Linked DNA regions of Homo sapiens: all the other regions are linked to region 1. Evidence: chromatin contacts called from ENCODE Hi-C or POLR2A ChIA-PET data. All regions are on one chromosome and are shown on one strand. Each heading gives the region's core, a stretch centred on a gene start or an enhancer-like site at or near the end of the contact. The rest is flanking DNA. Distances are from core to core; before and after follow the strand shown.

What was found. A loop is a pair of places that touch in the nucleus more often than their neighbours do. ChIA-PET counts read pairs that join two places held with the same protein, here RNA polymerase II (POLR2A). Pooled maps may share reads with other maps.
Region 2: a map of naive thymus-derived CD4-positive, alpha-beta T cell shows a loop between it and region 1 (5-fold over the local background). The contact joins the promoter of PEX13 here to the promoter of UGP2 in region 1. A Hi-C loop is called at or near these places in 1 of 168 maps with a recorded cell type or tissue (naive thymus-derived CD4-positive, alpha-beta T cell), 1 of 37 single-sample maps with no recorded cell type and 8 of 50 pooled maps.
Region 3: a map of CD8-positive, alpha-beta T cell shows a loop between it and region 1 (12-fold over the local background). The contact joins the promoter of XPO1 here to the promoter of UGP2 in region 1. A Hi-C loop is called at or near these places in 3 of 168 maps with a recorded cell type or tissue (CD8-positive, alpha-beta T cell and naive thymus-derived CD4-positive, alpha-beta T cell), 2 of 37 single-sample maps with no recorded cell type and 17 of 50 pooled maps. POLR2A ChIA-PET finds 5 or more read pairs at or near these places in 2 of 52 experiments (CD4-positive, alpha-beta T cell and activated B cell).
Region 4: a loop to region 1 is called in a map of B cell, with 17 times the contacts of the local background. The contact joins the enhancer-like site here to the promoter of UGP2 in region 1. A Hi-C loop is called at or near these places in 4 of 168 maps with a recorded cell type or tissue (B cell, CD4-positive, alpha-beta memory T cell, CD8-positive, alpha-beta T cell and 1 more), 2 of 37 single-sample maps with no recorded cell type and 12 of 50 pooled maps.

Annotation. Positions count from the first base shown.
Region 1 is chr2:63,839,619-63,844,958 of GRCh38, reverse strand. It overlaps UGP2 (UDP-glucose pyrophosphorylase 2), which reads right to left and starts at 3,063. Exons shown (of 10, transcript NM_006759.4): 1 at 2,755-3,063. The coding sequence starts at 2,773. It also overlaps a transcript of WDPCP not described here. RefSeq lists enhancers at 2,957-3,006, 3,877-4,056 and a silencer at 3,107-3,416.
Region 2 is chr2:61,015,684-61,021,023 of GRCh38, reverse strand. PEX13 (peroxisomal biogenesis factor 13) reads right to left here and starts at 3,304. Exons shown (of 4, transcript NM_002618.4): 1 at 3,173-3,304. The coding sequence starts at 3,264. It overlaps PUS10 (pseudouridine synthase 10), which reads left to right and starts at 2,769. Exons shown (of 18, transcript NM_144709.4): 1 at 2,769-3,016. RefSeq lists an enhancer at 2,848-2,897.
Region 3 is chr2:61,535,545-61,540,884 of GRCh38, reverse strand. XPO1 (exportin 1) reads left to right here and starts at 2,529. Exons shown (of 25, transcript NM_003400.4): 1 at 2,529-3,323. RefSeq lists enhancers at 1,187-1,976, 2,545-2,804, 3,899-3,958, 4,679-4,738 and a silencer at 1,915-2,054.
Region 4 is chr2:61,756,379-61,761,718 of GRCh38, reverse strand. The region is part of intron 1 of LOC107985767 (a long non-coding RNA gene); the gene reads left to right. Among named protein-coding and RNA genes, the nearest start is that of FAM161A, 95 kb to the left of the region's middle. Within about 2 kb of position 2,543, at least 5 of the 41 ENCODE cell types and tissues checked have a DNase peak (open chromatin) inside an H3K27ac peak, as active enhancers do.

The DNA.
Region 1 (5,340 bases), core at 1,814-4,313:
GGAGAAACAGGCCATTTCCACAGTTGTTAATGTTAGAAGCAACAAAAGATGTCGGGAAGGACTAGGGTTTTAGACACACTCATGTAAGAATTTCAGTGCTGTGCACTAGCAGCTCACACCTGTAATCCCAGTACTCTGGGAGGCTGAGGCTAGAAGATCGCTTAAGACCAGGAGTTTGAGACCAGCCTGAGAAACATAGGGAAAGCCTGTCTCTTTAAAAAAGGAGAAAAGTAGCCAGGCATGGTGGTGTGCACCTGTAGTCCCAGCTACTCAGGGGGCTGAGGTGGGAAAATTGCTTAAGCCAAGGAGATCAAGGCTGCAGTGAGCTGTGATCGCACCACTGCACTCCAGCCTGGCAACAAAGTGAGACCCTGCCTCAAAATCAATCTATCAATCAATCAGTGCTTTATACAAGCTGTGAACTTTGGACAAGATACTTAACTTTCCTCACCTGTAAGGGCAGGATAAAAAATCTACATCTCAGGACTCTTATAAAGCTTGAGAAAACCCATGAAAAAAAAAAGTTAGAAACCTAACATTTGTTAACTCTTTCCCCTATGAAGGAGCATGAACTACTAAGTGCCAGTGATTGGAAATATCAATATTTTCTGCAGCAAAGATCAAAGAATTTGATTTGCTTAAAAAAATAATCAAAACCAAAATTTCCAACCCTTACACTTGAAAGCTCTTTTGTGGAGACAGCTGTGTCATTTGCCAATTAGGTTTATCATTTACAACAGCAGCAGAGTTAAACATATAGAGGGCTCACACTGTACAAAATTTAAACAATGATAAACAGGAGCACATTCATGTCAAAAAATTTTGAGGAGGTGTCATATTCTTGTGCAAAACTGCCCATCTTAAAAGGAAAACTACCATTTAAAGTAAAAATGTATGACAACTATAGGCTATGGCATATGCCTAAGTCCCATCTACTCAGGAGGCTAACGCAGGAGGACAGCTTGAGCCCAGGGGCTTGAGGCTGTAGTGCACTATGATTGTTCCTGTGAATACCCACTGTACTCCAGCGTGGACAACACAGTAAGACCTTGACAAAAAAAGAAGAAAGAAAAAGAAAAAAGAAAAAAAGTGGCTGGCAACTAAGTGCAATCTGGTATCTTAGAGTGAATCATGGGAACTGTAATCTGAACAAAGCCTTTAGTTAACAGTAATGTACCTATGTTAATTTCTTAGTTTTGACAAATGTGCAACTTTTCTATAAATCCTGAAGTATTCCAAAATATAAAAAGTTTTTTTAAAAAAAGTGGATGACAAAGTAATGACAAACATACACAGCAACTCTTACCACTTGATTTTGAATCTTCTGAGGACAAGTTGGCATTACAGCAAAGGCTGTGAAATCAGTCAATGCTTGCCAATTCTGCAACCTATTCTAAAGCATAACTCTACATGGAACACCTTGGGTTTATTAATATTTCTAACTTTTAAAGAGAAGTAACTTGTCCACTTTTACCTAGCATATTCTTGCAAAATACCGCCTTTATGGTAACTGAATATTGTTATTACAAAACCAGTACGTTTCTAACAGTTCTGCCTTTCTATTCTTGAATAAGACATTTACTCAATCAGAACATAAGCATCTCTTACCACATATAAGGTATAACATGAATTTGAAAGTCTAATAACAAGTGACATTTCTGAGCTTAGCGCTAAAGGCAAGCATAGCGTTCGATCTGTTTCGATAATAACACAGGCAGTCGAATTCTCTTACTTTAATCTACTACACAAAATTTAAAGAAGAGTTAATAAAGCGATGTAGAACTCAGTAGGGCATTTTTATTCCCAGGGTCAAATGATGGCCATTACTGACACAACTTTTTTTTTCCAAAAGTACACCTACATTTATCAGGAAGCATAATAAGTGTTTGTGAACTTTACTAGCTGTGTGTTCATCAAGATGGCTGAAGCTTTCACACACTGGAGTCTACAAGGAAAGAGTTTACTTGCATACCAGAAGGCAAATCTCATGCTACAAACTGGTGTCAAAGGTTTATGCCAGCACCAATTTCAGTGAGTACACCGTACACACATGCATTCATATACACGTTACTGATAATCTCAGTTGAGGCATTCCCTAACCCTTTTTAAATACACATGTGGAATTTAGAGAGCAGTTTTCAAACTTCAAAGGAACCTTAATCATCTTTTCATAGTTCAAAAAAGGAAAAAATAAACACAGCAATGCAGCAAAGTCATTTCTCCAGCTGAAATGACCTCCAGCTTCTTCGGGCTACTCCCAGTTTCGCAATAAGTGAATCTGAGACGCAAACCACGTACACACAAACGAAGTAGAAGCGGAGAACACTAAAGCTTCCCCAACAGTCCCGGCAAAACCCACCCGGCTTTTCTCAGTCCTCCCGCTTCCCCAGCCCTTCCCGTCTGCGTGCACGCACAGGTACCTTGACACAGACCAGGAAAAGAGAACAAGGATTAATTAGCAGCCAAAAATCCTGTTTTATCACTTACAGCCACTATCCAGGAAAGCGACGGTACTACTAACCTGATTTCAGGGAGGCAAAACTAAACCCAGCAGGGTACAGGAGCATAAATTATACGCGTCTGGAACGTCAACCCAGCAGCTCAAGGCAGCTCAGATGACAATTCAACGAAAAGGGTTTCGCAAATGTTATCTCAAATGAACATTTCCACTTCCAAACCACCCACCAACCTCTCCACTGTCAGTACCCAAATTTGCCTGAAGCAACTCGGGATATAAGCAGCAGCATTTCTTACCTTGTACAAATCTCGACATTTTAGGGGCTTAGTAAAATACTCCGGCTTTTTTTTTTTTTTTCTAGAGGAGTCACGCTACAGGGCAGGTCTCTCTTCCTCTCCTGCTTTAACAACCGATGTATTCTTTCTCCTCCTATATTTAACTACTTAAGGGAGTATTTATTCAAAGCGATTAAAACTGGCTCAAGAAAAAAGAAAAGAAAGAAAGAAACTCCTTCCCCAATTCCAAAAGACGGAAACTTGGTGCGACTGAGTCGGTTTGGGAACTCCTGAGCTCCGGACACAAATGAGGGCCAGCTGGAGACTCCCGGAAAAGGTAAAACCACACGAACTTAAATTTCTTCAATGAAAGAGGCGGACCTACAGCGGCTATTTCACCGCCCCCAAGTCCCCACGCCCTCCAGGGCTGTACTGCAGGAGGCACTGGCAGGCCGCGCCCCTAGCTGCCCCCTCCCCGCGCCGCCGTCCAGGCCCCAAACGCCTCCCCCGAAAACCCCGGTTAACAGCGGCTCCCGCCCAAGCAGGGGTCGGGGAGGCGGGCGAGGCCGGCCAGCGGGGGCAGTGCAACCATTTTCACCAGCCATAAACATCCTGGGACTAGGAGGCGCTACCAATTCCACGCTCTGGCTGGCCGACCGGTCGGGGCCTCAGCTCCCCGCCTTCCCGCCTCGAGCAGTGAAACCCGGCCGCAGCTTTTTCTCGGTAGGGGCCGAAGGCTACGCTGCCCCTCCCCCGCAGCGGACACTAAGGGGTCACCGGCTAGAGGCAGACCCGTGCACCGGCGCGGGAGTCCCAAGGGAGGGCACCGACCCTTCCCGTACATATTCTCGCCCCGCCTGCCCTGCGCTCCTCAGAAGCCCAAATTCCGCCTCCGAGACCACACAGCGGGCCAGCGAGAGCGGGAAACACACTCATCCAGGGGGTCGCCGGAAGCCCAACCCCGCCCCTCCTCAAGCCGCCAGCGAGACCCACCTTCCTCTTCCTTTAGCAGCTGGGAAATTGGGGGCGTTTATGGCGCCCCGGGAAGAAGGCTCGCAGGCTGAAAGTCACCTCTGAGGCGCCCTTCTCTCTCTCTCTCTTCCCTCACACATGCACACCTTGAGCCCCTCCCTAACGGTCGCAGCCCAGCTGCTAACCCCCCCTTGTCCACCCGTCAGCCGGCTCCCGACACCCACAGCCCCTACTTTCTCCTAAACACCTCCCCTCCCCCTCCATTCGGAGCAGCCCCTTCAATGCGGAAATGTCCCTGCCGCACGGACCGACAGGCGCAGCCGCCAGTCAGGAGCCGAGGCGGACGCAGGCTCTGGCCAATGAGACGTGTGGAGGTGGCAAGGGGCGGGGCGTTGCGGCACTTGAGAGCCCGTCGGAGTTGGGCACTGAGCAGTACGCGGGGATACCGCGCGTGGGAGCAGCACTTACGGCGGCGTTGCGGCCAGGGAAGCCTCGCCAGTATATCTCAGTGAGGGAGAGCACCTGAGCACGACTGGTTATTTTTCCAATCAGTAAAAATATTCCCGCTGACTAGGGACTAAAGAAAGCCCTGCGGATAGAGCCGGAGCTCCCCACCGCAGCTGCCCCGAGGGAGCCCAGACGCTTCTCAGGGGACGCTTGCTCCCCTCATCACATCTGGTTGGGGGAGGGTGAGGATGCGTTAGGGAGTAGGCATTGGCCTGTGTGGGCCAGCTAACAAAAGGAGGGTTTAGGCATTGAAGAAAGTGACAAGTGAAGGCTCCCTCACCGGAACCACCACCATCCCCATTGCCCCGGTTCCTAATCCTGTAGAGCTGCTGTGATAGGCGTTTACTTTTCTCTTCAACGTGGAACTGGCCTAAGTTACTCCTCAAGAGATGCTTTTCTTTTGGTAGATTCTTGAAGTCCTCAAGGAAAGAGGATGTTACACGGAACTTGACACTAGCCTGGGGACTGTTACAGGGCCAGCCCACGGCTTGTCAAATCACACCTGGTACCGTCAACCCCACCTGCATCTAAGACTCAGTGTGCCTGGCAGCGAGTGCATTTCAGACTTTGCATTTCCACTTTAAGACTCAAATAGCCCGCACCAGGGCAGATGATTTGCCAGCGCCTTCTCTTAAGTGCCTTCAATAAACAAGTACGGTAATTACAGAAGAGTTTGAGGCTTTGGGCAGCACTAATCAACCAAGGTAAAGTGAGAATTTTTTAATGACTCATTGTCTAAACAAAGGAACTTTGATTTTTTGGTTCTACGTCTTTATATGGAAATGTTATTAGAACAAACAACACAGAAAAGGCTAGTGAAAAATTGTTATACTAGAGAATGACAACCATTGGTACTGTGTTTCTTACATGAAATCCAAAAAGATTACACTCAAAAACCTCTCGGCCGTAAAACGAATTTTCCCCAGACAAAACAAGTGTCTAAAATCCAGATGTCTACAGTTTAATAACAGCATTTGGAGACTGAAGATCTTAACAAAATCTCTACATCCTTTGTATACAGTACAAAAATTGTTCCAGCACTGAAAAAGCAGTCTTTACCAATGAGCATTAGTACCAAAATAAAATACTACCGAAAGATTTGGGCCACGTAGGGTTACTTAGCCTGCA
Region 2 (5,340 bases), core at 2,055-4,554, 2.8 Mb after region 1:
TCAACAGATGCAGAAAAGCCATTCATAAAATTTAATATTTCTTCACAATAAAAATCTGAGCAAGGTAAGGGCTGGGCATAGTGACTCACACCTGTAATCTCAGCACTTTGGGAGGCCTAGGTGGGCAGATCACCTGAGGTCAGGAGTTCAAGACCAGCCTGGCCAACATAGTGAAACCCCATCTCTATTAAAAATACAAAAATTAGCTGGGCGGAGTGGCACGCGCCTGTAGTCTCAACTGTCCGGGAGACTGAGGCAGGAGAATCACTTGAACCCAGGAGGTAGAGGTTGCCATGAGCCAAGATTGCGTCTCTGCACTCCAGCCTGGGAGACACAGTGAGACTCCATCTCAAACAAAAATAAAAATGAAATAAAAATAAAATAAAATAAATCTGAGCAAGGTAGAGAGAGAGAATTTTGACAAGATATCTATCAAAAACAAAAAGCAAACTTCACATTTAACAGTAAAACTTCAGAAGCACTCCAGTGGAAGTCAGGACCAATACAAGGATGCTAGCTTATCTGTAAATGACAGAACTGGCTACACAAAACTAAAGAGAATTTCAACCAAACCATCAGAACTAATTAAGAGTTTGAGATTATGCTGTACATAATATTTACATTAAAAAAAATCAATAGCATTCTGCCATACCAGTTAATAACCAACTGGAAAATGTAAAAGGAAAAAAGAAAGCCCATTTGCAACTACTACAGCAAAAATAATCTAGGAATAAAAAATAAAATATGGAAAAAAATTTCATGGAGGTAATTATAAGTTTTTTGTTGTTGTTGTTGTTTGAGATGGAGTCTCCCTCTGTTGCCCAGGCTGCAGTGCAGTGGCGTGATCTTGGCTCACTGCAAGCTCCGCCTCGTGGGTTCACGCCATTCTCCTGCCTCAGCCTCCTGATTAGCTGGGACTACAGGTGCCCGCCACCGCACCCAGCTAATGTTTTTTTGTATTTTTAGTAGAGACGGGGTTTCTCCGAGTTAGCCAGGATGGTCTCGATCTCCTGACCTCGTGATCTGCCCGCCCAGTCTCCCAAAGTGGATAATTATAAGATATTTAAGGCAAAAAGATAAATTCCCACCAATTGTAGCTTATACAATATTCATGGAATAAAAACTTACTTGATCCATAAATTCAGCTCAGTTCCAATAAAAATCCCAGTAAGTCTTTTTATAAAGGACTAAGTGTAAAGAGCGCAATTACAAAGAACAGCAATGTGTGGAAACTCTTGACATACTACATATCAAGACTTATAAAATTCTGTAATTAAGATAGTGTGGTGCTAGTAGAAAGTCAGAAAATGCCCAAAACAGAACTACATATTTAGGAAACCTTGATATGACATAGATGGCATTAAAAACTAAGAATAGACTACTCAATAAATGGTGCTGCGACAATTAGTTACCTATATGGAAAAAAAAATTAGATTTTTATACAAAGTCAGTTCCATGTGGATTAAATGCAAATGAAAAAACCGGAAGATTTAAAAGAAAACATACAGAAAAACTGTCCTGATCTAGGTAGACAGGATTTCTTAACCAAGACAAAAAGCATAAACAATAAAATATGACAATTTTGGCTGTATTAAAATCAAAAACATCTGTACAAAAAATTGAACATAAATATAAAGAGGAGAAGCCACACAGTGAAAAATATTAGCAAAATGTAGTAACAAAAAAGGATTAGTTTAACAATACTCTTACAAATTGGTAAGCAAAGATAAAGCCAATAGAAAATTGGGCAACAGAAAAAACAAAAACAGATACAAAAAATAATATATAAATAGTAACATGTAATTAGATATAAAATATATATTATTGTTACATTGTTAAGTTTTAGATATAAAATGCATATAAATAGCACAAACCTAAGTACTAAAATATAAAAACATTACTGGGTATGCGAAACACCAAATAAGGACAATAGTCACCACTATAAAGAAGAATGGGAGAGTTTAGCCGTCTTTTATTTTGAAAAATTCGACATAAGTCTGGCAAATGTTAACACTGTTTAAAGTTGAGTAGTGAATATATAGGTATTATCTTACTCTCTACTGGTCTCTGTGTTTAAAATATTTCACGATAAAGTGGGAAAATGGTTAATTTTACATAAAAAGAACTTTAACAGATGCAAAAAATAAAACCTCTCTCATTCGACAAGCAGCCTAAATGGGGAAAAAAGAACCCACTCAAAAAAAAGGTAGCAGATAATGTCACCGTGGCTTACCAGCCTAATCAAACTTATTACTTGTTATGTATATATCCTTATTAAACTAAGTCGTTACTGTGTTAAAGCATTTTAGTGTTTAAATAAAAGATTTCAGAATACAGCAGAAATACATTCCAATATGTTGGGGTTTTTACGCTTAGGAAAACCTACAATAGTAGGTGATTTGACATTTGAATCACACCTATCTGAATTAAGATGTCCAGCACTACCAAACAAAAGCCACACGAGGCCACGAAACACTCCCAACTCTGCATGTTTTAGCCTTTTTAAAGTCCTAGAAACCAACTGATACTGATTAAAAACCAAACAAAAAAAAAATACAGGCCTCAGAAAAATACACTATTTTGCACACAAAGTCCATCCATAGGCCTCAGATCTAGAACTCCTGCTTTAAAGTTGCTTCTCCAATCTCGATCCGAAACACTGGCTGAGTTATGCTGGAAAAGAATGCAAAGTGTACGGGGCTTGAGTTCCTGTTGCGTAAAACCTTTCCGGCTTTCAGCAACTTCTCGAGAGGTTAACACCTTTAAGGAGAGACTTTGCTCCCTGTCGATGCCGTGGCTGGACAAATGCCGCTCTCAACTGCTACAGACCAAAGTCTACGCTTTAAAGATAGAGAAGCCATTCTGTCAAAGTGAAAACAGAAGCGGTAGGTAGGAAGCCGCCCCCCTTTCTTTCAAGCACAGAGACCCAGAGAGACGCCCAGGAGCTCCCGAAAAAAACGTTGCTGATTAGAGCTGCCGGGTCAGAAACAGCTGTGAGACACTAAAGTCCCCACTGGTAAGCGCCCCAGCTCCACCTCGGCCCCTATCCCCAAGGTTGGGTATTGGTTAAAGGGGGGAAGGGAATACCTCCACTAACAACCGCTACAACCGCCTCCTGCCAAGTCCCCGCTCGGGCCCACTAAACTCACAGCCTGAAGAATCCCACACTCACTGGAAAGTGGGGCCCGGTCCTGGTCCCGGTCCGGCTCCCGGAATTCGGCGGGTCTCCCAGGGTTTGGGGGGAGGTGGCGGCTGGGACGCCATCTCCTCCGCCTCCTCTCGGCTCCCGCTCCTACCCCTGACTGTCCAGGCCCGCGTAGACCAGCACCTGGAGCGTAAGACACAACGGGCAGAACACCGAGCCGTCCACCCCGCCCACCCTTGCAGTCAGGACAAGGCTTGAGTTACTTTGCCAGCTGAATCCATACAGCGGGAGGATGCCACTAATTTGTAGGAAGAAACACGCTCTTTGTATTTGCCCCAGAAAGAGCTGCCTTTCTAAACCTCAGGGTAAAGGCTCATCGATATTTCTGGTAGCGGCTACAACTCCCTAGACGTCGGAGTCCCACCGAGGCTTTTCTGGGAGTGGACCAGTCGGGCTGGGAGTAAAGCCGCACGCACTCCTTCGCTCGTGGGGGAGGTAGGGTGAGGTGGCAAACCAGGCAGTTTTTCGGATTTCCTCTACAAACAAGAAGGGAGAAGCTCACTTAGTCCTAGCGAGAGCGGGCTGGTACTTTTGTTCTAAAACGCACGTTTCCTCGGGGAACAGAATTGCTAGACGCAATAGGTGCGTTGTCTTTAGTCTTCCCTCTTCCCTTCGAGGGCCGGAAGGGGTTAAATCTCAGGCTCCGGCGTCTGGGGAGAAGGTGAGGCGGGTAGGTAAGAGGTGAAGGAGTGCAGACTGGGTGCAAAAGAGGTGTGGCGGGAGAGAGTTCGTTTCTCTCCTGCTGGAGCGGCTTTGTTAGCAAAGGAGGGGTGAGTGGGAAGTTTGTTGCACCTGACCGAAGGGGGAAGGGCTTGCTTGGCGAAAACTGAGGCTTGAGGTTAGATCTCGGGATGAACTTTTCAAGAGTCCACAGTAGATTCCAGAGCTGAATGTTTCAGAAGCCCAGTGAAGTGTGATCACCTCTTTCTCCGTAAATCCACACCCCCAGCCCCACGCCGCGTTACGAATGACACCCTTCGGTAGGGAAATGAGTTTTAAAAGATCTTAGGATATGAGACTCAGTCTGGTCATTTCGCTAGTTTTTCTTATACCCTGCCCCTTTTCTCGTTTTCGATGACTGGTTTTTGTAATCGTCCAAGAGGTGAAAATAAAGTCCTTCCTCTCCTCCAGTAAGCCAGAGACTGGGCTAGTTATCCTTGATTTGGGGAGGAGGGATTCAGTCCTCCTAGGGAGCCTGACACATGAAAGGCGGCTTTGTAGCAACTTGTTACAGAGTTATTTCTATAAAACAAACACATAAACGAAAAGCAAACATCTTGAGGGTAACCAACACTGGAAAACTTACATTGTGGAATGCCTTTCTCAGGGCTTGCTTTCAAACATAATAAATCTAATATGGACAACCGATTTCTAATATCTTATGAAATCCTGGCATTTAATTATCTCACGATGAAAAAACCAAATTTAAGACGTAACGTATTTTCTCCTTTTAATGTTAACATTCTTGAGAAGTTGATAAATTGTTGGTAGGTGAAAATGATGTTGAGAGGTTTGTAAATTCATAGCTCGTTTATTAACACACATTCAAAAGAGGTCTTTTTTGGGGTCTATTTTTAGACCTCTTCAAATTACTCAGGACTGGAAGTTTTGTAATTCTCATCAATCAGGTTTGGGAACTTCTCAGAGCCAGGAGATTGTAATGTGTCATTTATTTACTTTGCATGATACCTTTGTTCTTGTGAACTTACTGGAAAAATAAACATTGTCTTCTAGCCATGGAAAATAAAATAAATTTTAATATAGCTATTTAAGTATCGAGGGAAATCTTCATTAAGTGTCCTTTTAAAGTGCTTATTGATTTATTGGAAGAGGGTGTATTTCTTCTGTCTCTTTTTGAGTTAAATGTTACTTCTGAATTAAGTAAAATTCTTGACCTTAACTAATGGAGAAAAAATAACTTAGAGTAACAGGTGAAACAGAAACAGTTTCTCTGTGTATGTAGTCAGAGATGCACTGTAAATGCTTATATTCGCCCCTCACAGCATCCGATCTCTTCTCTGCATCAAAGTAGATTAAATGGGCTGGGAAAAGGGATCCAGATCACTAGTAAATAGTAATGACTTGACCTTGACCACACAGATCTTATTTATTTATTTATTGAGATGGAGTCTCGC
Region 3 (5,340 bases), core at 1,280-3,779, 2.3 Mb after region 1:
CACAGTGAGATACTTTTTCCAAAAAAAAAAAAAAAAAAAGATCCTTTCTCTCTCACCCTGTTTTAGCATCATACACAATCACACTTTTGTCAGAGTTAGATTGGTAATTTTTTTTGAGACAGTGTCTCACTCTGTCACCCAGGCTGGAGTGTACAGTCTGCATGATGGCATCATCACAGCTCATGCAGCCTCAACCTCTCAGGCTCAAGTGATCCTTTCACCTCAGCCTCCCGAGTAGTTGGGACTACAGGCGCATGCCACCATGCCCAGCTAATTATTGTATTTTTGGTAGAGACCAGGTTTTGCCATGTTGCCCAGGCTGGTCTTGAACTTCTGGGCTCAAGTGATCCTCCCACCTTTGCCTCCCAAAATGCTGGGATTACAGGCCTATGGTAAAATTGATTTTGTTATATGTCCTTGTAGGTTTTTTTTATTGTTGTTTGTTTGTTTTGAGAACGAGTCCCGTTCTGTTGCCCAGGCTGGACTGCAGTAGCGTGATCTCCGCTCACTGCAGCCTCTGCCTCCCGGGTTCCAGCCATTCTCCCCGCTTAGCCTCCCGAGTAGCTGGGATTACAAGTGCCCACCACCACGCCAGGTTAATTTTTGTATCTTCAGTAGAGAGGGGTTTCACCATGTGGCCAGGCTGGTCTCGAACTCCTGACCTCAAGTGATCTGCCTGCCTCGGCCTCCCAAAGTGCTGGGATTAAAGGCATGAACCACCATGCCTGGCCTATCCTTGTGTTTAAAGTCGCAGTTTCCAAGATCCTCTCCATGACCATGTTAAGTGAGGATTTACTGTATTTGCATATACTGTATTTGTAAACTTCCCGTTACTTTCATCTCTAGATTGCTTATAATACCTTATACGATGTAAACTTTAAATCATCTCTACATTGCTTATAATGCCTTATACAATGTAAATGCTATGTAAATATACTGCATTGCGTTTTATTTTGTATTATTTTTATTGTTGTTGTTGTTTTTTAATGTTTTCCACCCAGGGCTGGTTGAAACTGAGGATGGGGAACCCAGGATACAGAGGGCCCACTGCACATCATATATCATACATAGTACATTATATATGTATTATATATGTATATAAAATGGCTTGATATTATTCATTTATGTAATGAATAAAAACTTAGGTCTGAAAATCATCCAAAATAATTCTGGTACATCTAAACATTGAGTTGTTGCGTTTTTCTTTATTGGAGGGGGAGTTAGAATAAGTGGTGCTTTGAGGTTAGCCATAGTCCATCGTGGATGAACATTTGCTAAAGAAAATTGTTATTAATTCAATAAATCATTTATCTACCTCTTGGTGGCACAAAGGGCCTAGTAAATTTTGGTGGGCTATTTGCTCTTAAGCAAAGAACAATCTGTAAAGCTGATTTGGAGGACGCTTGGGAACAAACGAGAGGCAACCACGTGAAAGGCAACGTGCATGTGACTTTCACAGAAAATACTATTTGATGATGATTTAGTACGTGAAGTGCAGCTAGGGTAAAAGGAAAATCTGAGTGTTGCAGATCAAGGGCACCAGGTGGGACGCAGTTGGCATGCAAGCTCAGCCAGCCAAAACATGCGCTGTCAAACCAATCACTTGGGATTACAATGTTTTGGTTTTCAGGAAAGGTTGCTTGTTGAAGCAGCCAAATTCCAGCCTGGAGAGACAGAGTTGAAATTTTAAGGAGACTTTCCCAAGAAGTATTTCGATATCTTTTCCGACACCCTGAGAAGATCACGAGGCGCCAAGAATGCACGCCCTGCGCCTCACCCCAACCCCTCTCTCAGCTACCTGGCCCCAAAACCAGGCCTCTAAAATGGATTAGAGAGGTCTGGGGCCTAAAATTGGCCTCGGAAGCGTTCTTTTTCCCTCTTTTCTCCACCCCTTCCAGAGTTCAAAACTGGGTGTGCCCTCCCTTTTCCGAACGCAGCCCCCATCCGAAGGGCGGATCCTGATTCCCGCGGGCTCAGGCCCCCGCAGGTTGGCGGGAGCCGGTGGGGGCGGGCCGGCCGAGTCCGGGGGAAGCAAAGAGAACGCTGCCGCGCGCCCCGATCAAACTCGCGCCGCCACCAGCTCACGAGCTGCGCCCCACCCTCTCCGTCACCGAAGAGGCCCAGCCAATGAGCGGGCGAGAAAGGCCGGGCCTGCGAACTAGGCACCGGGAGGGAGAGGGCCGCAGGGGGAAGGGAAGTCGAGAGCTCGAGGGCGGGCTGCTCTTGATTGACAGCTCGTTCGAACGAATCCTCCACGCGGCTTTCCTTCGCTCTCTTTTCTACTCATCCCTGCTCTTCGTCCCACCTCCTCCTCCTCCACCCCTCTCCTCTTGCCTTTCGACCCTCCCCACTTCCCCTCCCCCACTCTGCGGGCAAATCGCTGCTGAAAAGAGGTAGGGGCCGAAGCGGCGGGCTCGTGTGGAGCCGTGAGGCGGGATTGACTGGCGCTCGGGCCAATGAGAGATAGGCTCATGGCGCGGCTGTAGCTGGAACTGACCAATAGGAGGGCGGGCTGGGGGCGGAGGCCCAGGTTCCAAACGCTCCGCGGCGCCATGGGCTGAAAACTCAACCGAGATGGAATCTCCCAGTCTGAACCGGTTTCAACCGGTTCCGAGTTTGAGGCACTAGGAGGAGGGGGAGAAGCGGCTGCAGCGGCCGCGGCAGGAGCAGCGGGAGCTACAGCATCAGCAAGAGCAACAGTAGCTACAGCCCCGGCGGCGGTGCCTGTTCCAGTCTTTGCTGCTGCAGTCCGTGCAACCACCCAGAGGGGGAGGGGGGAACCACCAGTCGCTGAGGAACAAGAGAAGGGGGGAAAGTTTAGGCGAGCCTTGGGGGGGGGGGGGCCAGCGCCGGAGCCGCGTGAGAGAGGGAGCCGTGTTTTGGTAGGGGGGAGTCGGACTGCAACTGGCAGCAGAGCGTCTCCCCGGCCGTGTGGACTCTACACCCCCTACTCCTGCCGCTTCTGCTGCTGCCTGTGGCTGGAGGGTCCCCCTGGGGCTGAATCTTTGGGACTTGACCCCGTTCCCTCCCCCTTCCCTCACTCCCCAGCCGGGCGGGAGCATTTATTCCCCAGATTAATTCCCCTTTTGGGGGGGGGCGGGTGTGTGTGTGTGTGTGTGTGTGTGTGTGTGTTGGGGGAAGCGTCCCTGAAATAGTAAATATTATTGAGCTCTTTTTGCCCTTTTCCTGTCCGTTTTTTTAATTTCCTTTTTTGAGGTGGGAAAACTGAAACCCACCTTGATTCGTCCCCTCTCCCCCCTCCCCACCTTCCCTCGCCCTAATCCCCCAACGAGGAAGGAAGGAGCAGTTGGTTCAATCTCTGGGTAAGTCGACTGTGTCTTCGGGGCCGAGGGTCGGGCGGCGGCGCGGCCGGGCGGGCGGGAGGAGGCCGGCGTGGGGCGCGGCGGCGGCGGCCGCGGGAAGCGAGCCCGGGAGGCGGCGGGCGGGCCGGGGGCGCGGCGGGCCCACAGCGGAGCCTGCGATTGAATGGAGCCGCTTTTGCCGCTGGGGGATGGAGGCGGGGAGGCGGCCTCGGGAGGGGAGCGCTTGCTGGGTCATTCGCGTGTGCGGGTGGCGGTGGAGGAAGGCGAGGAGTGTGATAGTGAAGCGGGGCCCCGCGCGGGGTGGGAGGGGTTCCCCAGCCCCTGGGGCTGGGGAGAAGTTGGGGTGATTTCAGGAACATCTCTGTAAATTATTAGGAGTGGAAGTTTCCAGAAATATTTAGTGCAGCAGCATTGAAACGTCCGCCTGCATCACGTGGCCCCCTCGGTGGAGAGCTTGGGATGGGGGAGGGAGGGGCTGCCGACTCCCTGTTCCTCCAGCAAGGAAACTCGAAAGCTCTCCGGTTTTGCAGAGTGGCATGTGAAGTAGGAAAGATCAGTTTTTCAGGGGCCTGCACATGGGATTCCGTCTTGTAGTTCCTTTTCAGGGGTTTGAATGTGATAAGTTGGTTAAACCATTTACTGTTGGCCTTGTACAGTGGAGGATGCCCTGATTCTCCTTCATTCCGATGTCTGTGAGTTTGGGTTGGGTGGGAGGAAGTGGTGTAGTAGAGGAAGCATTCAGTACTGGCTCAGCCCGGACCTCCTCTGATCACGCCGAGGCCATGCTGCATAGAGAAAGGGGCGGTGAACTTAAGGCGCCTGGTCTAAATGCCTCCTCCGAGTAAGGGCGGGGTGAGTGCGTGCTCCTGTGTGCTATAGTTAGAAGGGCTGCAAATCGGTTCGGGTGGGAAGCGAGGGGAGGGCGGGCCCTAATGAGGTGTGTTTTTCCTGAATGAAGCGGGCGATTGCCCACACAACCTAAGGAGCAGTCTTTCGCCTTGTAGCGACTTGTTTTTCACCTAGTGTGAAGTTATTAAGCAACGGTTATGATTTTCTGGGTTTTGTTTAGGAATTGGCATTGGGTGTCACTTGTAGAGTCACATTATCCATTAAGCTGGATAATCCCTAGTGTATGTTATCCAGTGAGTGGATTTTAGGATTGAAGAGCCCAATGGGAATGAGCGTTCGTGGTTACACCTCTCGCACTATGGCTTGTTTGCTGTCTGATTGTATATCTTAAGTGTGGGACACTGCTGTTAGTGGAAAGAATGTTTTGGAAGCGGTTTGATTTGGGGGACTAAATGTGCTTGGCATTGACCACAAAGCCGCCATTTCTGTACTATGTACAGTTCAGGAATAGGTAGGTGATTTCGAAGATAGCCGCTAGTTCTAAGGATGGCAAACTACTGTATTTAAATCCTTCTATTCTAAATCTCGTTTTTCACATCAGTCTAGTTCGGAGAATTTTATAAGAACAGTGTATTTGAAAATGAAACTTGTAAGAGTCATTTTCTTAATCCTTTTTTGTTTTAGCATTCAACTATGGTAGTAAATAGGTGAAAAGTTTGTTCAATATTTAACCGAAATATTTGAAAACTTTTGATACATGGATCTTGGTGCTTTGTGGACATTGCTTTTAAGCCTCAAATAATTAAGATTGTTCTGATCTTTTAAATTTTATGGTACTTGAAGGTGGAGGAGAGTTTACACATTCATTTGTGGAATATATATTTCCTCTCAGTATTTAGATCTTAAGGTTTTTTTGTGGTGTGTAACAAGTATTCTGCTGTTTAAAAACGTTTGTTTAATGCCTACTACGAAACGTTTTGAAGTCTCATCAGTTTTGTCAATAATGGACCAATTCTTGAACTCCTAATTTCTTGAGTTTTACATTATTTTTACATCATATCAATCATAGGTGACTCATCTTTTGGAGTTCTAATCTGTTGTAACAGACGTTATATTTAAATAAGACAATTGCATTAAAATAGAATTTGCTGCCATTATTGTTATGGAC
Region 4 (5,340 bases), core at 1,294-3,793, 2.1 Mb after region 1:
TCTGTCTTAAAAAAAAAAAAAAATTGTAATTTTGATTGCGATTGCAGTACTTTTATTGACTAATTTAGGGGAAACAGACATCTTTATAAAAGTAATACATACTTATGTAGTTTCTACAAAGTGTTATTTGTGTTATTTAATCCACACAACTATTATCACCCTCATGTTACAGATGGGGTAACCGAGGCATAAAGAAATTGAATAATTTGGCCAGGCGCGGTGGCTCACGCCTGTAATCCCAGCACTTTGGGAGGCTGAGGCGGGCAGATCACGAGGTCAGGAGATCAAAACCTCCTGGCTAACACGGTGCAACCCCATCTCTACTAAAAATACAAAATATTAGCCGGGCATGGTGGCACGGACCTGTAGTCCCAGCTACTCGGGAGGCTGAGGCAGGAGAATTGCTTGAACCTGGGAGGTGGAGGTTGCAGTGAGCCGAGATCACGCCACTGCACTCCCACCTGGGTGACAGAGCGAGACTCCATCTCAAAAAAGAAAAAGAAATTGAATAATTTGTCCAAAGTGAAGCTGCTAATAAGTGGCAAGGTCAAAAGTCAAAGCCAGGCAATTTGACCCCAGAGCCTGTCCTCTTGTCCTGTTGCCTTTCCACAATATGGACGTGCTCATCTATTTATAATGCACATGCCAGGCAGTTTGCTCCAGCACTTCCCCACATCCCAGTTGGCATCCTTATCCTTTATTAACCCGCTTCTCCCTTGCCATAGCTGATTGGAATAGAGGCGGGTAGAAAACTGATTCAAGCTGGTCCAATCAGATTCTCTTTCCTGGAAATGTGCAGTTACATGGTTTTAACTTGTCTCTTGACCTAGAAAGTAAGGGAAAAGGAGGGAGAGATGTTTGATCTACATGTATGCAGTACAGAGAAAGCAAGGCTGCAGAAAGAAGCAGATTCACAGAGAAGCAGTTATGAAGTCCTGTGGCCCCAGAGGGGTATGATGGATTACCTGCCCATGGTTCTGGGGCTTTCCAGGTCCTAGCTTGCCACTACTAAGGCTCTACTGCCCTGTCCACTCTTAGGGATCTCCACAAGGTACCCCCTCTCCTCCTTCAAATAGACCCCTTTTTGGCCAGACGTGGTGGTTCATGCCTATAATCCCAGCACTTCGAGAGGCAGAGGCAGGGGGATCACCTCAGGTCAGGAGTTCGAGACCAGCCTGACCAACATGGCGAAACCCTGTCTCTACTAAAAATACAAAAATTAGCCGGGCATGGTGGCACGCGCCTGTAATCCCAGCTACTCGAGAGGCTGAGGCGGAAGAGTCGCTTGAACCTGGGAGGCGGAGGTTGCAGTCAGCCGAGATCGCACCACTGTACTCCTGCCTGGGTGACAGAGCACGACTCCATCTCAAAAAATAAATAAAATAAAATAAAATAAAATAAAATAAAATAAAATAAAATAAAATAAAATAAAATAAACCCCTTTCAATTTAAGCTCACCTGACTGACTTTTCTTTGTTTTGAAACTAAATATGCCACCTGAAAACATGTGGTCCTCCATTTACCCAAGTTTTCTTTTAAAGTTTCCCAGTAGCATTTTCTTCACATAGATCCATACATTTCTTGTTCAGTTCATTCCTAAATATATTTTAGGTGGATTTTTTTTTTTTGCTCTTTGCAATAATTTCAGTTTGTCATTCCCCCTTCACATCTTAATCTGCAAAAATTTGGCTTTCATCTGTTGAGACTACCAAATGTCAATGGCTTTTAAATGTGACATTAATCTTCCAAATGCATTCCAAAATAATGTTATCCACTAGATATATTTTATAGTTCTATGCTTTGAAATTGTTCTGGCGATGATTCATATGAGGATGACGATGATTCATCTGATGTAAGTGAGCCACAAGGATCCCAAAGAAGTATAGAATTTCCTATAACCTGATTTAAAAAGAAAGTCTAACATATGAATAGGAACATTGAATTTCCAACACATTCAACTGATATTAAAATAGATAAAATGAAGAAAACTACTTTCAAGACTGATTTTCACATACAAAACAATAAGATAACAGAGGGTATAATTTGGATAAATATTTAGAGTAGACTAGATAACAGAGATTAAGAGAAATTCATATCTCATTCTTAGCATAGGGACATAATCCTGTATCCAAATTCTTTCTTGCCAGATGTGTTTCAGAACTGAGAGTTATCAGGATTTTAGACAGGAATATAATGCATATCCCATATATTCTGTAACAGCCCAGCAGGATCTGGAGCAGAATCTTGTAATCAAACCAAAATATGCATGCAAAAAATGCATTAGTATTAACCATAAGTAGGATAAACAAAGGCTAGAAACAGATACACATCTGTTCAGGTCAGATTTTGCTGCTAAATGAGTTTGCCACGAACTTATGAAAAACTTCAGGTTTCTACAGTTTTTTTCTTTGTTTTGAAATTTTAGACTATGATTTGTAGACCTCTACAAGCAAATATGTTCAGATTTCAACATCTGGCCAGATGTGAGTCAAAGAGTTGTTTTCAAGGCTTGGCTGTGTTAGATAGTCTTGTGGTTTGGGGTGTTTAGTCTGAAGGCAAAGAGTGCCCTTTTTTTTTTTGATACAGAATATTGCTCCATTGCACAGGCTGGAGTGCAATGGTGCAATCTCAGCTCACTGCAACCTCTGCCTCCCTAGTTTAAGTGATTCGCCTGCCTCAGCCTCCCAAGTAGCTGGGATTACAAGCGCCCGCCACCACGCCTGACAAATTTTTGTATTTTTAGTAGAGATGGGGATTCACAAAGTTGGCCAGGCTGGTCTCGAACTCCTGACCTCAGGTGATCCACCTGCCTTGGCCTTCCAAAGTGCTGGGATTACAGGTGTGAGCCATCACGCCCAGCAAGAGTGCACTTTTAGAAGAACAAAATACAGACTTTGAAGCAATTATTAAAAAAAAAAAAGGTCAAGTTTTCTGTTTGTTTGTTTGTTTGTTTGTTTTTAATCAACTTGAATTCTTGACCTTTGTTGTCCATCATTATTTCAGTGTGGTGTTTTGGTTGAAATGAACTGCAATAAACACAAAAACTTCCGAGTAAATCTTAACTAAAAAAACCTTAATGTATTTTTCCTTAAACCTATCAATCAAGAGATCCTTGCCTTGATGTTTTCATTTCTTATTTCTAGTACATAGGAGCATTTCCTTCTAAATATCCTATGGCTGTACAGATATTGCTTCAGTTGAATCTATTAAAGTGTCAAAATTAAGGAATTTATTCAGTCATCATATAAATTGAGTGCCTATTCTGTGCCAGACTCTGTGCTAGGTGTTGAGGATACAGTCTGGTGAGCAAGAAACATTTAAATAAGATTTTACAGTAGAGTATGATAGGTGATGAGGTAAGTACAGTGTGTCATGGAACACCATGTATTGAGATGAGGGAAGGACTAAAGGTTAAGTAATAAATCAGGCAGGTGAAGATGAGGAGGGAAATTTTAAAATGTTCTAAGACAGTTATTTTCAAAGTGTGGTCCATGAATCAGCAGCATCAGCATCATCAGGGAACTAGTCAGAAATTCAGATTCTTGACCCATACCCCAGACCTACTGAATCAATAACTCTGGAGATGGACCCCAGGAATCTGTGTTGTTGTGGTTTTGTTTTTTGTTTTTTGTTTTGTTTTTTGTTTTTTTGAGACGGATCTCCCTCTGTTGCCCAGGCAGGAGTGCAGCAGTGTGATCTCTGCTCACTGCAACCTCTGCCTCCTGGGTTCGGGAGATTCTCCTGCCTCAACCTCTCGAGTAGCTGGGATTACAGGCACGTGCCACCATGCCCTGCTAAGTTTTGTATTTTTAGTAGAGATGGGGTTTCACCATGTTGGCCAGGCTGGTCTTGAATTCCTGACCTCAAGTGATCCGTCCACCTCCGCCTCCCAAAGTGCTGGGATTACAAAAGTGAGCCACTGTGCCTGTGCTATATAACATTCTTGAAGTAACAAAACGATAGAAATAGAGAACGGATTAGTGGTTGTCAGGGGTTAAGGAGGGGGTGGGGGTTGAAGGGAAGTGGGTGTGGCTATAAAAGGGCAGCATGAAGGATTCTGGGGTAGTGGAACTGTGGAAATACTCTGTATCTTGACTGTAGCAATGTCAATTTCTTTTTTTTTTTTTTTTTTTTTTTTTTTTGAGACGGAGTCTCGCTCTGTCGCCCAAGGCTGGAGTGCAGTGGCGCGATCTTGGTTCACTGCAAGCCCCGCCTCCCGGGTTCACGCCATTCTGCCTCAGCCTCCCGAGTAGCTGAGACTACAGGCGCACGCCACCACGCCCAGCTAATTTCTTTTTGTATTTTTAGTAGAGACTGGGTTTCACCGTGTTAGCCAGCATGGTCTCGATCTCCTGACCTCGTGATCTGCCCGCCTCGGCCTCCCAAAGTGCTGGGATTACAGGTGTGAGCAACCGCGCCCGGCCAGCAATGTCAATTTCTTAGTCGTGATAGTTTACTACAGTTTTGTAAAATGTGACCATTGTGGGAAACTGAGTAAAGGGCACACAGAATCTTTGTATAATTTCTTACAACTACGTATGACTCTATAATTATTTAAAAATGAAATATTATAAAATAATGCTATGAAGAATAATAAATCAAGGTATTCGAAGATGTCCTGAGGCAGCTAATTAAAAAAAAAATCAGGGTAAGGGGACAGAGAGAGATGAGAAAATTTATTTTATACGGGGGTAGTTAGGAAAGGCCTAGCTATTAAGGAAGTTAGGGTATTACCTATGAATGTCTGGAGAATATTAGAAGTACAAAGATTCTGAGACGGGGTGTGCTTGGCATAACTGAGGAATGGCAAGGATACCATTGTGGACAGACTAGGGTGAACAATGGAAAGCTATAGGAAATGAGATAAGAGTGGGTGGAGATCGTGGTGGTATAGACACATCGTAGAAGAGCTTATTTCATCCTGAGTAGAATGGGAAACCACAGGAGAGTTTTAAACAGAAAACGAACATGATCTAACTTGAATATTAAAAGTATCACTTCACTGGGTAAAAAATCGAGTGAGGGGGCCATGGATAGAAGTGGAGCATCAATTGTGAGGCTATCGCAATGATTCAGGCAAGCAATGATGGTGATTTGGACTAAACTGGCAGAGCAGGAGGTAGTGAGAAGCAGTCCGACTATGAATAGGTTTTGCAGGAATGGAACACTGGGTGTTCTAATGGAGTGCATGTGGGACGTGAGAGGAGGAGTAAGAGTCAAGAATGATTCCCAGATTTGGGCCTGAGCAAGTGGAAGAATGGAGTTACTATTATGAAATGGTGAGCTGAATGAAGAGCAATATGAAGCTCTTCAGATCAGTTTTGTTTTTGGCTTGTTTAG